Linked DNA regions of Homo sapiens: regions 1 and 3 are each linked to region 2. Evidence: chromatin contacts called from ENCODE Hi-C or POLR2A ChIA-PET data. All regions are on one chromosome and are shown on one strand. The core of a region is the stretch at or near the end of the contact, and the rest is flanking DNA. Distances in the headings are between cores, read along the strand shown.

Region 1 (4,183 bases), core at 1,680-4,179, 120 kb before region 2:
CTTGAAATATTAGAGAACTGCCCTTCTTCCCTCACCCCACCTGCAGGCTAGCAAGCCCCCAGGAATAACAGTGGGTTACAGCAGGGAGAGCTGCAAGAGACAGGCTCACACTGGGAACAGCATAAAGGAAAGCCCCAAAGCCAAGAGAGGGGACAAAAAAGGTCACTAGAGGAATTTGAAGTTTTTGATGTTCATAGGAACAACAAACCTCAACGCAGCTCAACTCCTGACTAGATTAATATCAGTTCCACACTAAGGGCTCATTTACCTTAGTATCTGCTACCTTCTATGAAATGTCTGGCTTTCAACCAAAAATTACAAGGCATGCCAAAAGGCAGGTAAAAGCAGTCTGAAGAGACAAAACACTCAGTAGAACCAGATGCAAATGCGATATAGCTGCTGCAACGATCAAAACACACATGTATCTTACCTAGCTCTGTCCACTGAGTGCCCTTTCTGTGACAGGTGCCATTTTAGGAGCCATTTCAGAATGAGCTTAACAAGGTCTGAGCTTTTAGAGAGCTTACACTCCAACAGAGTACAGAGAGCTTAACCACAGACAAGTGAAAAGATAATTATAGATAGTGAAACATGCAGCCATGAAGAAACACAGGAGAGGAAAAGGCTAGAGTGGCTAGAGTGGCTGGTGGAGTGTGTGGGCTGTTTCAGGTGAGGAGAAGTTGGAGCCCACACGTGAATGATGAGGAAGAGGCTCCTGCCATTGCTAAGAGCCATCCAAGCAGAGAACAAGAAGCATAATTGCCCAGAGGCGTGAACAAGGTTGGATCCTCCCTCGGTCTGCACTGTTGCCTTGGAAGGTAAAAACGCTATGGGCATGGTGCTGATTACAGCAAGCTTTACAATTGTGTTGCTGTCATGGCCAACCTCTAGGGATAAAGTGGTGGGTGAGTTTTCTTTAAACATGTGTAAGAATTACCTGTCTTCCTCCATTTTGAGGGACAAGGAGAATCTGTTAGATCTTGTTTGTAACCACTTCAGGACCTGGTACAGGGTGAAAAGGAATGTGAATTTGCAATTGTGAGTAGATACTGCATCATTTATCCAGTGCAACTGTATTGTTCTTTGTATTAACTCAGCTACTCCTTACCCTCCATCCCTTGCCCCAAGTAGTGATTATTCCTATGTTATAGATGGGAAAACTGAAGCTCAGAGAGGTTGCCTGACTTGAAGATTGCAGATCTATTAAGGGTCAACCCAGTTATTTGAACTCTGGCAGCCTGACTTCCCAGGATTGTGTTGTGAGAACTAATTAGAAGGACAGGTATTCTTAAAAGTGGAGCCTCTGATGAAAAAGAAAACCGAAAACCAAACATAGTTGTAAAATTCACGTACTAAGTTTATGTGAAAACATTGGCTGCTGAAACTGCCTAAGGAAATGGATTTAGTAAATGCATGTTGAACTATCTATCACTTGTTCATTTGTCATGAGTGCTTAAAATAGATGAAAATGGGTAAATAGTTGCAACGTCCCAATTTCTGCTGTGTCTTACTACACAGCAGAATACTATACAGTGTTATTGTATAGTATTAATACCGTGAGGGCAATGTTGTCTGACACTTCCCTACCTGGAACATTCTGGAAATCACTTTTTGTGATCTCAATAACTGTTAAGTAATTGGTACCAGTCTAGTGGGTTGTTTTGTTTTTGAGATGGAGTCTCGCTGTGTCGCCCAGGCTGGAGTGCAGTGGCGCGAACTCGGCTCAGTGCAACCTCCGCTTCCCTGGTTCAAGCGATTCTCCTGCCTCAGCCTCCCAAGTAGCTGGGATTACAGGTGCACACCACCATGCCCAGCTAATTTTTGTATTTTAGTAGAGACAGGGTTTCACCATGTTGGCCAGGCTGGTCTCGAACTCCTGACCTCAAGTGATCCACCTGCCTCAGCCTCCCAAAGTGCTGGGATTACGGGCATAAACTACTGTGCCTGGCCCAGTCTACTGTTTTGTAGACTGCATTTTTCACCTGCTCAAATGCTTTTCATACTTTTTCTATAGTAGTGTTTATTTTTTGAGAAGATATGAGACATAAAATAAATGAACCATATTAAGTACATGACTGGAGAGGGAGACTGTTACATTGGATTAAGAAGATGCTTGTATCCATTGGTTTTTGTTTTTCACCATTAGGGGAAGAAAAACACCTTCCCAAGAGTACCTTTCTTGATACACCAAAAGGTTGCTGGTATTTGGTAATGATATATTCATTGAGGGAAATACCAGGTGAATGGAGAGTTCTTCAACCATTAGCAATAACTGAGCACCCACTGTGTGCATAGTTCCTTTATCTGTACCATTCATGGGACTGCATGTTAGATGAGGAAAACAGCAAACAGCAAATTTTTATATAGCACTTCCCAGGGACCAGAGACATTAAGTAAGTTGCCCAAGGGAGCACAGATTGTAAATGGCAGGTCTCGACGTGGGCTGGTGGGTGGCTTAACTCCAGAGTCTGTGTTCTCTCACCCCTAATTGTACTATGGTATAGCATTGTCTGGGTGGCCTTGGCTATGTTCACAAACCTCAAACCAGACGGTAATTAGCATGAGGGGCACCCAAATCTGTCAGGTTCGGAGAACTTCTGGGAGTCTTGGCTGAGCTCTGTGATAGGGTACTGTGAGGTGTTTTTTTTTTTTTTTTTTTAATATGCAGCCATGTCTTAATTGAAACCACAACTTCCTGTGGATGCCTTATGATGTTATTTGAACAAGGGAAATAAGCACATGAATCTTTAAAAAGTTTCAAGTATGTTGATTTTTAAGAATGGATGCAATTAGTAGTTCTCATTAGCTCCACAAATTATTTACCGTGGAATGCTTTGGTTCCACATAAAGCCCTTTAACGCTAAAAGATTTTGCAGGTTCTGCTGCTTTGACTATCTAGAGCTGATTTCGACTGGCAGCTTTAAACATGCGCAGTAATGCAAGTGCCGATGCTGCCAGCACAAATGGAACAATGTATTGCTTTAATTTAAAAAACAGGCTTTGTCTCATTTTTGACTCCCTTTACATTTAATCTGACTAGTCATGTTTTCTAGGAGGATGGTGAGGGTGAGAGCAGGATTTGACTCTGTTGTTCATCAATAAAGATCCTGGAAAAAACTGGAATGTGAATTTTGATTGTGCCCTCCCATTTGTAAAGGGGAAACAAACAAAAAACAAAAACCCTAGAAGATTCTGAGGCCAGACGACAGTGTAGCCTTAGGCTGCCTAAACTCAGATGTGCCCTTCTTCCTAGGATCTTGTTAAAAGGCAGATTGTGATGGCAGCGGGTGGGGGGGGGGGGGTAGGGTTTGGGCTGGGGGCGGGTAGGTTTGGGGAAGCTGAGATTCTGCAGTTCTAAGAAGCTCCCAGTCGATCCTCCTTTTAGTAGCAATAATTTCTGACACTTTAGACCTAGCTCTCTATCTTCTGGCTGTGTGGATCACCTGGGGGAGTTTAAACAACACAGTTTCTCACAGCCACACCAGACCTATTGAATCAGATCTCTGCAGGGGTGAAACCAGCAGGTATTTGGGGAAAAAAAAAAAAGCTATAGAAATCATTTGATAATACATCTGCCAGCTTTGTTTATTGGGGATGGGGGAGTAATGACAGCTTTGAAAACTTCACTGTTGGAATCAGATTGAGATGTTTAAAGTTAAGCTTTTTGACATCCTAAGGGCTTCCACTCCAAAACTACATGAGCTATCTTAGCAGCCACCCATCTTGGAAGGGAACTCACTAGTTCTTTATGAGTATGTCCAAACTGGCTTAGATCAGAGAGAGTGGAGGAAAAAAAGAGTACTTAATGGTTAGCTTGCTGACCTGCCTAGCATTAGATAATGTCTGTGAAGGCCCCTGGAGTGCCTCCAGGGAAGCCGGGGCCCAAATATGGAAAAGAGAAGTCATGATTATGAGGTAGGAGTTGCAATTACCATCGTGAATATTTAAAGTGTTATTTCAGCTCTTTCCTACGCTCCTGGGTTTGGGGTTTCATTTCTTTTTCCTTTTTTTTTAATATGGATTCTCACTCTGTCGCCCAGGCTGGAGTGCGGTGGCGCGATCTTAGCCTACTGCAACCTCTGCCTCCCGAGTTCAACTGATTCTCCTGCCTCAGCCTCCCGAGTAACTGGGATTACAGGCACCCGCCACCATGCCTGGCTAATTTTTTGTATTTTTAGTAGAG
Region 2 (3,747 bases), core at 550-3,049:
TTGAATGGCTCTTTCCAAGCCAGAAAGGAATATACAAGTCATTTATCACATAGAAAGAATCCATACGGCAAAATGAGAACATGTTAAGGGGGAAATGACACAATATTTAGACTCCAAAATTATATCTCCAGCAGGGATATTTGCAAAAACAATGAACAGATAAACACACAAATGGATAGATGGATAGCTAATGGGGGAGGGTTCTTGATGTTTACACACTCTAATCCTTCCTGTGAATTGCAGCCGACCCCCTTGTTGTGGGCTGTTCCCCATTCGGTCCTGTGTTTTTGCTCACAAATGCTGGTTTTCAGTTAATTAAAATGTACACTGGGGACCTTCCTCCTCCCCCACCCTTTTGGCTTAAAAATACCATTTTATGGAAAATGACAACAACAACAAACAAAACCATTGTTTTAAGGATTTGATTCTGAAACGTGTTAGCAGTTTATAATGACCTTTCTATATTTTGTCTGTTTTCATTTAACAGTTTCTTCCTGCACTGAGACTTCCTTATTTGAATGACTTCCACATTTTATGAGATTTTATGTGAGCAAGTATTTGGTGTATCATTCTTATGGACTAGGAGGCCACCTTACCTGTAGGAAGATAATGCACAATTGGCTAATAGAGAACAACATTTGATGGCGTACTTTCATTTCAAGGGCATGGTTATGATCAGGAGTTATGTAGTAAATGTTCAGGAGCTATTCTACACATCTAGAGGCTTTCAGAGACAGGTTAATGACAGAGTTTAGTATTCCATAAAATATTCTTTGAATCCTGCCCTTTGATGGCATAATTGATATACTGACCATCAAAGGAAGAATACACCCAGAAATTAACTAGACACAAATAGGCTCTTCCTTTTAGGAACATGATTGTGGGCAGAGCCTTGGGAAAAAAGAATCTGGGGAGGTAAGTGTCCATGTTGTCTTGCTAATAACTATTTTATGACTTCCAAACACATGCCACAGAAGATCAAAGGAAGAGTGTCATGTCCCCAGTGTTCTTCTTTGGAAAGGGATTCAGCTTTGGGAAAACACTGGTGTTTAAAGGAGAGAAGAAGGGCTGTAGGTTTGGGGGATTCTGGCCTCTGGGAGGACGGCTTCCTTTCCCTCTTTAACAAACATGATCGTCTTGCTAGTGAAACCGTCTTAATGTCAAGTTTGGTTTAATGCTTTCCTAGAGAAACATGTCTGCATGCATTTATTCCTTGTGAAGCCATCCAAAAAGATTGAATTCTTTGGCAGTTATAATTTTGTGTGGTTTCTTTAATTGCTCATTTGTTTAAATGGCTTTTAGCTTTACAGTTTCCCTTTAGGAAATGTTACTTTCATTGCTAATTGCTAATTGACATGAGTCATAGAGATTGGAGGTACAGTATGTGGTACTGACTGGGTGGGGAGGCAACAAGGTGGGTGGGAAGGGTTGCTATTGCACAGGCTATGGGAAAACAAATTTGGATCAAAACCAGGCTCCCGGCTAAAGAGGGGTGAATTTCACATGTACAAAGATATCTGCTTTGGAATTAGATTTTCTGAAAAGTTGTTTTGATTCACATCTTAAAATTAAAAGTAAGGGGTGGGGAGATCAAACAAAACTCAGAGCCAGTCAAACTACTCAACATACTGAATACAAAAGCCTAGTGCAAGTTATCCTGTGCCCAGTCACACTTTTAGAGGTGGTTCCTGGCTGGTTGTGAAGTTCTTCTTCAGGGCTCTGGCTGATTTCTGAGCTCTTTCTCTCCCCATCCCCACTCTTGACAGGTTTAAGGGAAACCACAGGCTCCGAGAGTGATGGGGGTGACTCAAGCAGCACCAAGTCTGAAGGTGCCAACGGGACAGTGGCAACTGCAGCAATCCAGCCCAAGAAAGTTAAGGGAGTGGGCTTTGGAGACATTTTCAAAGACAAGCCAATCAAACTAAGACCAAGGTCAATTGAAGTAGAAAATGACTTTCTGCCGGTAGAAAAGGTATGTTCGACAGTTTCTATTTGATTTCAACTTAATGTGGAATATCCAAAAGTACGTTGTGGGGTTTGGTGCTGGAGGCTTCCAATTCCTCTTTTAGGGTTTCCATGTCCTCATGTACTAGTTGTTTGTCCTGTCTTCTTTTTTAGCTCTCCCTCTGTGTGGGAACGACTTCCCTCAAAAGGCTCATGCTCTAGTTTGCTGCTTTCTTTCTTGCTGATCTCTCTAGGGAATGCTTCTCAGGATGACTTTGGAAATGGACCAGTACTTCTCTATCTGCTTCCCAGAAAAACCCCTCATTCCTGGACCCGCCTAAGTGCATGACCCTGACACTTTTCAGACACTGGCCAATCTCTCTCCGCTCCTTGTACATTTCTCTAGTGCTTTGTGCTTGGGTGTGCTGACTGTGGTTCTGCACTAGAGTGAAGGAATTGTGCACCTTTTCTCTAAGAGTTAGTTGGAGATAATTTCAGACTGTTGAAAGGAAGTCTCCCGCAGGTGTGAATGATGGAGATGGCCTGTGCTGTGACTCCCTGGGTTGTTCCCTTCAGGAAGCTGGCTGTTTCCTTCTGCCTCTGGTTCTGGGCTAGTGAGAGGCAGGCAGCATGTTGCTGCTGAGTACGCGGTTACCACAGCAACACACCCAGAGCCCTCGCGCTTGTGGCTGCCGATGACGTCTACTGTGGTATACTTCTGAGCATTGTAGCCTTGCTTAGGAGTTGATAAATACTGTGGAATTTTCCAAATTATAATAAGCTACTCTCGTGCTGTGCTTAAGGCATGTTTGTTAATTCGATTTAGTGCTGAAATTTTTGCTTTGACATTTGTGCCAGCAGATTTGGGGGACGGGGTATTGGCAACCTCTCTAATTCAGGTTTATGGGTGGCTTTTAAGTGTTGTTGTTTTTTTTTCTTTCTTTTTTTTTTTTTTTGGTGGGATAACATTTTAAAGGTTGCATCATCTTCTGCAGCTGTAGGACATCCACCCCTCCACCCGCCCTCAGCAACCTTGCCCAGTGTCATCATGCATTAGAAGCAGAATCTGAAAAGGAAACTTTTCGAACACTGAATCCCTCTAGAGATGAGTCAGGCAGAAAGGGCAGATACCTAGAAATTAAAAACCGTTTCATTTAAACTTTTTTTTTCAATGTTGAAGTTTCTTTGAGTCAGCATTGTTCCTTTCAGCAATCAATATATGATATTTTTCAAGATCTGAAAACTAGTGTCCCAGCTCTTGAGCTCACTTCTGTTGCATATGGTCACATTCAGATTCCTGTGAACATTTACAAAAGAGCAAGTCCCCATCTTGGAAAGGAACACTGGATGCAGTTTTTCTTCTTTTATTCAAGTGGTTGAAGTGAAAACGACCATTGACTCAGTCAGCAAACAGTTCATTCCTTTTGTTTGTTTTATGATTCCTGGCCTTTATCTTCTTTGTGTAGGAGGACTGTGTGTGTGTGTGTGTGTGTGTGTGTGTGTGTGTGTGTGTGTGTATGACTCTTATTATTGCTATTAATATTAGTTTTAGCTGCCAATAATAAATTGAGTTACTGTTGATAGCAATGTCAATGTCAAATATAATACTTGAAAGTTTTTATCTCAGCACATTTCTTTCCTGAACCTCAGAGCTGTATGTCCAACTGCCTGCTTACTTCAGTATCTCCACTTGAAGATCTTAAATTCATATCCGTTTGCCTAAACCTGAACTCATCGTCCTCCTCCAACTGCTCTACCCACAGCTTTCCCCATCTCAGTTGAAGGCAGCGCCATCTCCCACTC
Region 3 (4,161 bases), core at 1,083-3,582, 92 kb before region 2:
GAGGTCGGGACTTGTGTATTCACTTCGTATCTGCCCGATTGCCAGGCTCCTTAGGTCAAGGAGGAATTGAGTGAGTTCCAAGGAGAGGGTAAGTCTGAATTTTCCCCTTTTTTTCTTTTCTTTTTTTTTTTTTTTTTGAGATGGAGTCTTGCTCTGTCTCCCAGGCTAGAGTGCAGTTGCACAATTTCGGCTCACTGTAACCTCAGCCTCCTGGGTTCAAGCAATTCTCCTGCCTCAGCCTCCCAAGTAGCTGGGATTACAGGCGCCCGCCATCGTGTCCAGCTAATTTTTGTATTTTTAGTAGAGACAGGGTTTCACCATCTTGGCCAGGCTGGTCTCGAACTCCTGACCTCGTGATCCACCCGCCTTGGCCTCCCAAAGTGCTGGGATTACAGGTGTGAGCCACCGCACCCGGCCGAATTTTCCCCTTTCATTTTCTGCACTGCTGTGTTCTCTGAGCTTTCCACTGCTATAGTGTTTCCTGATGAGAAGGAAGTGTTTCCTCCAGCTTTTTTTTCTTCCTGGAGGAGTAGGATATGAAGGAATCCCTGCCCCCACACGGGGTGGGATCCAGCCAGCTGCTCCAGAGGATCTCGGCCCCTCCTGTAGCCTCAACCTTTTTTGTTTCTCTGGGTGGTGACTCTCACACCAGAGCATACGTTAGAACCTCCTGGAGGGCTTGCTCAAACACCGACTGCTGGACCCCACCCCATGCCTTCTAGTTCAATAGTCTGGGCTGGGGCCAGAGAGTCTGCATTTCTAACAGGTTCTCTGGTGATGCTGCTGGTGTGGAACTCCACTTTGAGAACTACTGCTCTGGCCCACCCCTCATTGCCCCTCTTCCCCTGCAATTGCTTCCAAGTAGGCAGAATAAGGCGCTGGAGGACTGGTGTGTTTGAGACCCTTGCATCTAGGGAGCCCGTCCAGACTTCTAGGGGTAGCGCCTAGCAGTGGTGTGTGCCTGTTCCACCAATGAATGCAGCTTTAGACAGGCCCTTCAGAGTATAAGAAGCAGTGGCTCATTCAAATTCCTTCAAGTAGTGGGGGTGAGAACTAGGGGGTTAAAAACAGAGCCCCAGGTCCTTAAGGCTTCACAGGAACTCATCCAGAAAGCCAGCAGGTATGGGCAGGCTGGGGCCTCAGCCTGCCACATGCCTTTGTGTTTCAGCTGGCCCAAGGCTGTACTGAACATTATAACCTTTCAGCCCTGGCCCTTTCTGTTGACTTCCTCTCCTCTCCTCTTGGTGGGATTTTCCCCTGTATTTAGGGCAGGGCAGTTTCTTCTGGAAGGATCCCTTTGGCTCCAGGCTCTGTGTCTAACCCTCCCACTTGACCCTGTAGCACACAGCCCTGGCCAGTTGCTGGTGGAAGCTGCAGTCCTTAGTGAAATGGGGAGTGGACTGTGGTTCCTCAAATTGCATTGTCATTTGGAGGCTCAAGGGCATACCTTTTTTATCCTCAAAGGCTTAAAGACAACTGATGGCAGCTGGAGAGGGTTAAGGGAGATGGAGGAAATCTTCATTCAAGTTTGTCTTGCTCAGTGATCTTTTAATGTGTCTTTCCAGTCTTGGGGTGGTTGTGTGGTCTTTCAGTACAGATTCAGGTGGCAGGCGGTTGGTGGTTTGGTTTAAATCAGAGGTATGTTAAAATATTCAGGATGGTGAGGGTGTCTGTGAAAACTAAGAGAGGAAGTGGCTTAAAGAGCTAGGCTGTCAGCTGGGTGCAGTGGCTCACACCTGTCATCCTGGTGCTTTGGGAGGCTGAGGCAGGAGGATCACTTGAGGCCAGGAGTTTGAGACCATCCTGGGAAACGTAGCAAGACCTTGTCTCTACAAAAAATTAAAAAGAAAAAATTAGCTGGACATGGTGGTGTGCGCTTGTGGTCCCAGTTACTCAGTAGGCTGAGGTGGGAGGATCACTTGAGCCCAGGAGTTTGAGATTACAATGAGTTATGATCATGCCACTGAATTCCAGCTTTGGTGACAGAGTGAGACCCTGTCTCTCTCTAAAAAAAAAAAAAAAAAAAAAAAAAAAACCAGGTTGTCAAGCTAGATTTAGAATTCTTTTTTTAAAAAAAATTCTTTTATTTTTTCCATGGGATTCTGCTTGATATAGACTTAATTCTGTTGTCTGTTGGCCCAGGGACATCACTGCCCAGTGGATACCTCATCCACTCCCACTCTTTTTGAGGGTTTTCTCCAGGGAGTTGAATCTGTGAGGCAGTCTTTCCCTCCTGCTTTCATTTCTCCCCCAGCATCTTCTCTTAGGCCCTGCTAGGCCACTTGAGCAAGAATCTCAGGCCATAAAACATTTCCACATCAGATTTCCTCCAACAGCACAGGGCGCTTATGGCTCACATGTGGAAGCGTGGACATTGACATGTTATTTTGAGACTTCTGACTTTAGAGCATTTTGAGGAAAGTATCTTCTGAGGTCTTTCTTTCCTGTAAGCTAGCTGTAGTAGCCAATTCCTTTTGGGGGATGGGGGAATGAATTCTTGGCACACTCTGTTGTCCTTTGGGCTAGTCACATTTGTGCTAAATATCAGGCGAGCTCCCTGCGGACACCATGGGATGAGGACAACATCTTATTCTTGGCAATTTGCAAGGGACAAATTAGGCTGTGGTACTTGCAAGTAGAATTATTAAATATCAATGGGGGATAATAAATGTGAAGTAGCTTGCAAATCTTCTGATATTATGGCTGTTTCAGTGAAAACACAGCTGCTAAGATACTTTCCTAGCTGTAATCGAGAAGGTAATTTTCCTGAAAGGCCATTTAAAGCAGATCTTTAGTGCCTTTGGCTCATTAAGAAGCATGAATAGGGGTAAGTCTCTGAAAAAGATGAATTAGACACAGAGCAGAGGAGCGGTGGTGTCCATGATGCAGGATGATGGTGTCCAGGGCCTGCGTACTCCAAATAGACCAAGGACTAATTAGTTGTGTGGTTTATTAATGGACTGGAGTCAATCCTGGACTAATACAACTAATTCTTCCATTTAGAGTTAATGTTGGCACTCAATTTTCCCTGGTAATGAGTGAGTTAGAGTAAGCAGGCACGTGAGTGTAAGATACAGTGCTAATATTTTGTGAGAAACATTGAACGAGGCTTGATGTTTAAATCAATAGTTGAAAATGTGGGGGAAGACTTTCCAGAAAAGGCTTACAGGCTAAATAAGAGCAGTTAATTGAAAGCAAACCAAGCCCACCCAATATTTAGATTTGTTTAGAAACCAAGTGAACATTTGAGATGAGAAACATTTCTCTAGTTCTGTGATGTCGTCGGCTTTCCTGGTGTGTTTGGAGCTTTTGACATTGGTGTGGTACTTTACCTCAGTGAGGCTGATGGAACAGAGTGGATGTTACAGGGCCTCAATTTCAGAATTCTTGTTGTGTACTCGTGAAGACCTGTGGAGAGATTTTGCCTCAAGTCAGTTTGGATGGTTTCTGCCCTCCAGTCTGATAAAGTCCCCTGATGTCAAACCACAGGTGGAATTTCCAGAGACTGTGATCTGTGGACTGGTGACAAATCCTTTGTGAAAAGTCTGTGTGACACTACTAAACAGAGAGGGCTTGGGGGAGGAGAATGAGGGGACCAATGCGCTCCCCTCAGAAGCCTTGATGCTCTCATAGAAGGTCTGGCCAGGTGTGGGGGTCTAGCTTTGTAAAGTAGGAAGACCCCTTTGATGATTACTTTTTTTGTCTAGTTAAACCTTTTTGGATTTCTCTGTAATTTAAAGAATATAATTTTTAAAATGTAAAGCTGAGGATTCATTTTTCTATGTGTTAATAAAGTTAATAAACCCCCCATATTTATTGGGGAAGGCAGTATAAACTAGAATTTCCTTAGGTTTCTTCTTTCTTTCTTTCTTTCTTTCTTTCTTTCTTTCTTTCTTTCTTTCTTTCTTTCTTTTTTTTTGAGACAGGGGAGTGCAGTGGCGTGAACTCGGCTCACTGTAAGCTCCGCCTCCTGGGTTCACGCCATTCTCCTGCCTCAGCCTCCTGAGTAGCTGGGACTCCTGGCGCCTGCCACCACGCCTGGCTAATTTTTTGTATTTTTAGTAGAGACGGGGTTTCACCGTGTTAGCCAGGATGGTCTCGATCTCCTGACCTCGTGATCCGCCCGCCTCAGCCTCCCAAAGTGCTGGGATTAAAGGTGTG

Evidence for each region. A loop is a pair of places that touch in the nucleus more often than their neighbours do. ChIA-PET counts read pairs that join two places held with the same protein, here RNA polymerase II (POLR2A). Pooled maps may share reads with other maps.
Region 1: a loop to region 2 is called in a map of naive thymus-derived CD4-positive, alpha-beta T cell, with 4 times the contacts of the local background. The contact joins two enhancer-like sites. A Hi-C loop is called at or near these places in 3 of 168 maps with a recorded cell type or tissue (CD4-positive, alpha-beta memory T cell and naive thymus-derived CD4-positive, alpha-beta T cell) and 10 of 50 pooled maps. POLR2A ChIA-PET finds 5 or more read pairs at or near these places in 2 of 52 experiments (T-cell and WTC11).
Region 3: a pooled map shows a loop between it and region 2 (4-fold over the local background). The contact joins two enhancer-like sites. A Hi-C loop is called at or near these places in 1 of 37 single-sample maps with no recorded cell type and 6 of 50 pooled maps. POLR2A ChIA-PET finds 5 or more read pairs at or near these places in 2 of 52 experiments (BJ and WTC11).

Annotation. Positions count from the first base shown.
Region 1 is chrX:19,804,002-19,808,184 of GRCh38, reverse strand. The region is part of intron 2 of SH3KBP1 (SH3 domain containing kinase binding protein 1); the gene reads left to right. Among named protein-coding and RNA genes, the nearest start is that of SH3KBP1, 82 kb to the left of the region's middle. Within about 2 kb of position 2,929, at least 4 of the 41 ENCODE cell types and tissues checked have a DNase peak (open chromatin) inside an H3K27ac peak, as active enhancers do.
Region 2 is chrX:19,682,048-19,685,794 of GRCh38, reverse strand. It overlaps SH3KBP1 (SH3 domain containing kinase binding protein 1), which reads left to right. Exons shown (of 18, transcript NM_031892.3): 6 at 1,767-1,972. Among named protein-coding and RNA genes, the nearest start is that of MAP3K15, 170 kb to the right of the region's middle. Within about 2 kb of position 1,799, at least 18 of the 41 ENCODE cell types and tissues checked have a DNase peak (open chromatin) inside an H3K27ac peak, as active enhancers do.
Region 3 is chrX:19,774,407-19,778,567 of GRCh38, reverse strand. All of the region lies in intron 2 of SH3KBP1 (SH3 domain containing kinase binding protein 1), which reads left to right. Among named protein-coding and RNA genes, the nearest start is that of SH3KBP1, 110 kb to the left of the region's middle. RefSeq lists a silencer at 1,556-1,605. Within about 2 kb of position 2,332, at least 6 of the 41 ENCODE cell types and tissues checked have a DNase peak (open chromatin) inside an H3K27ac peak, as active enhancers do.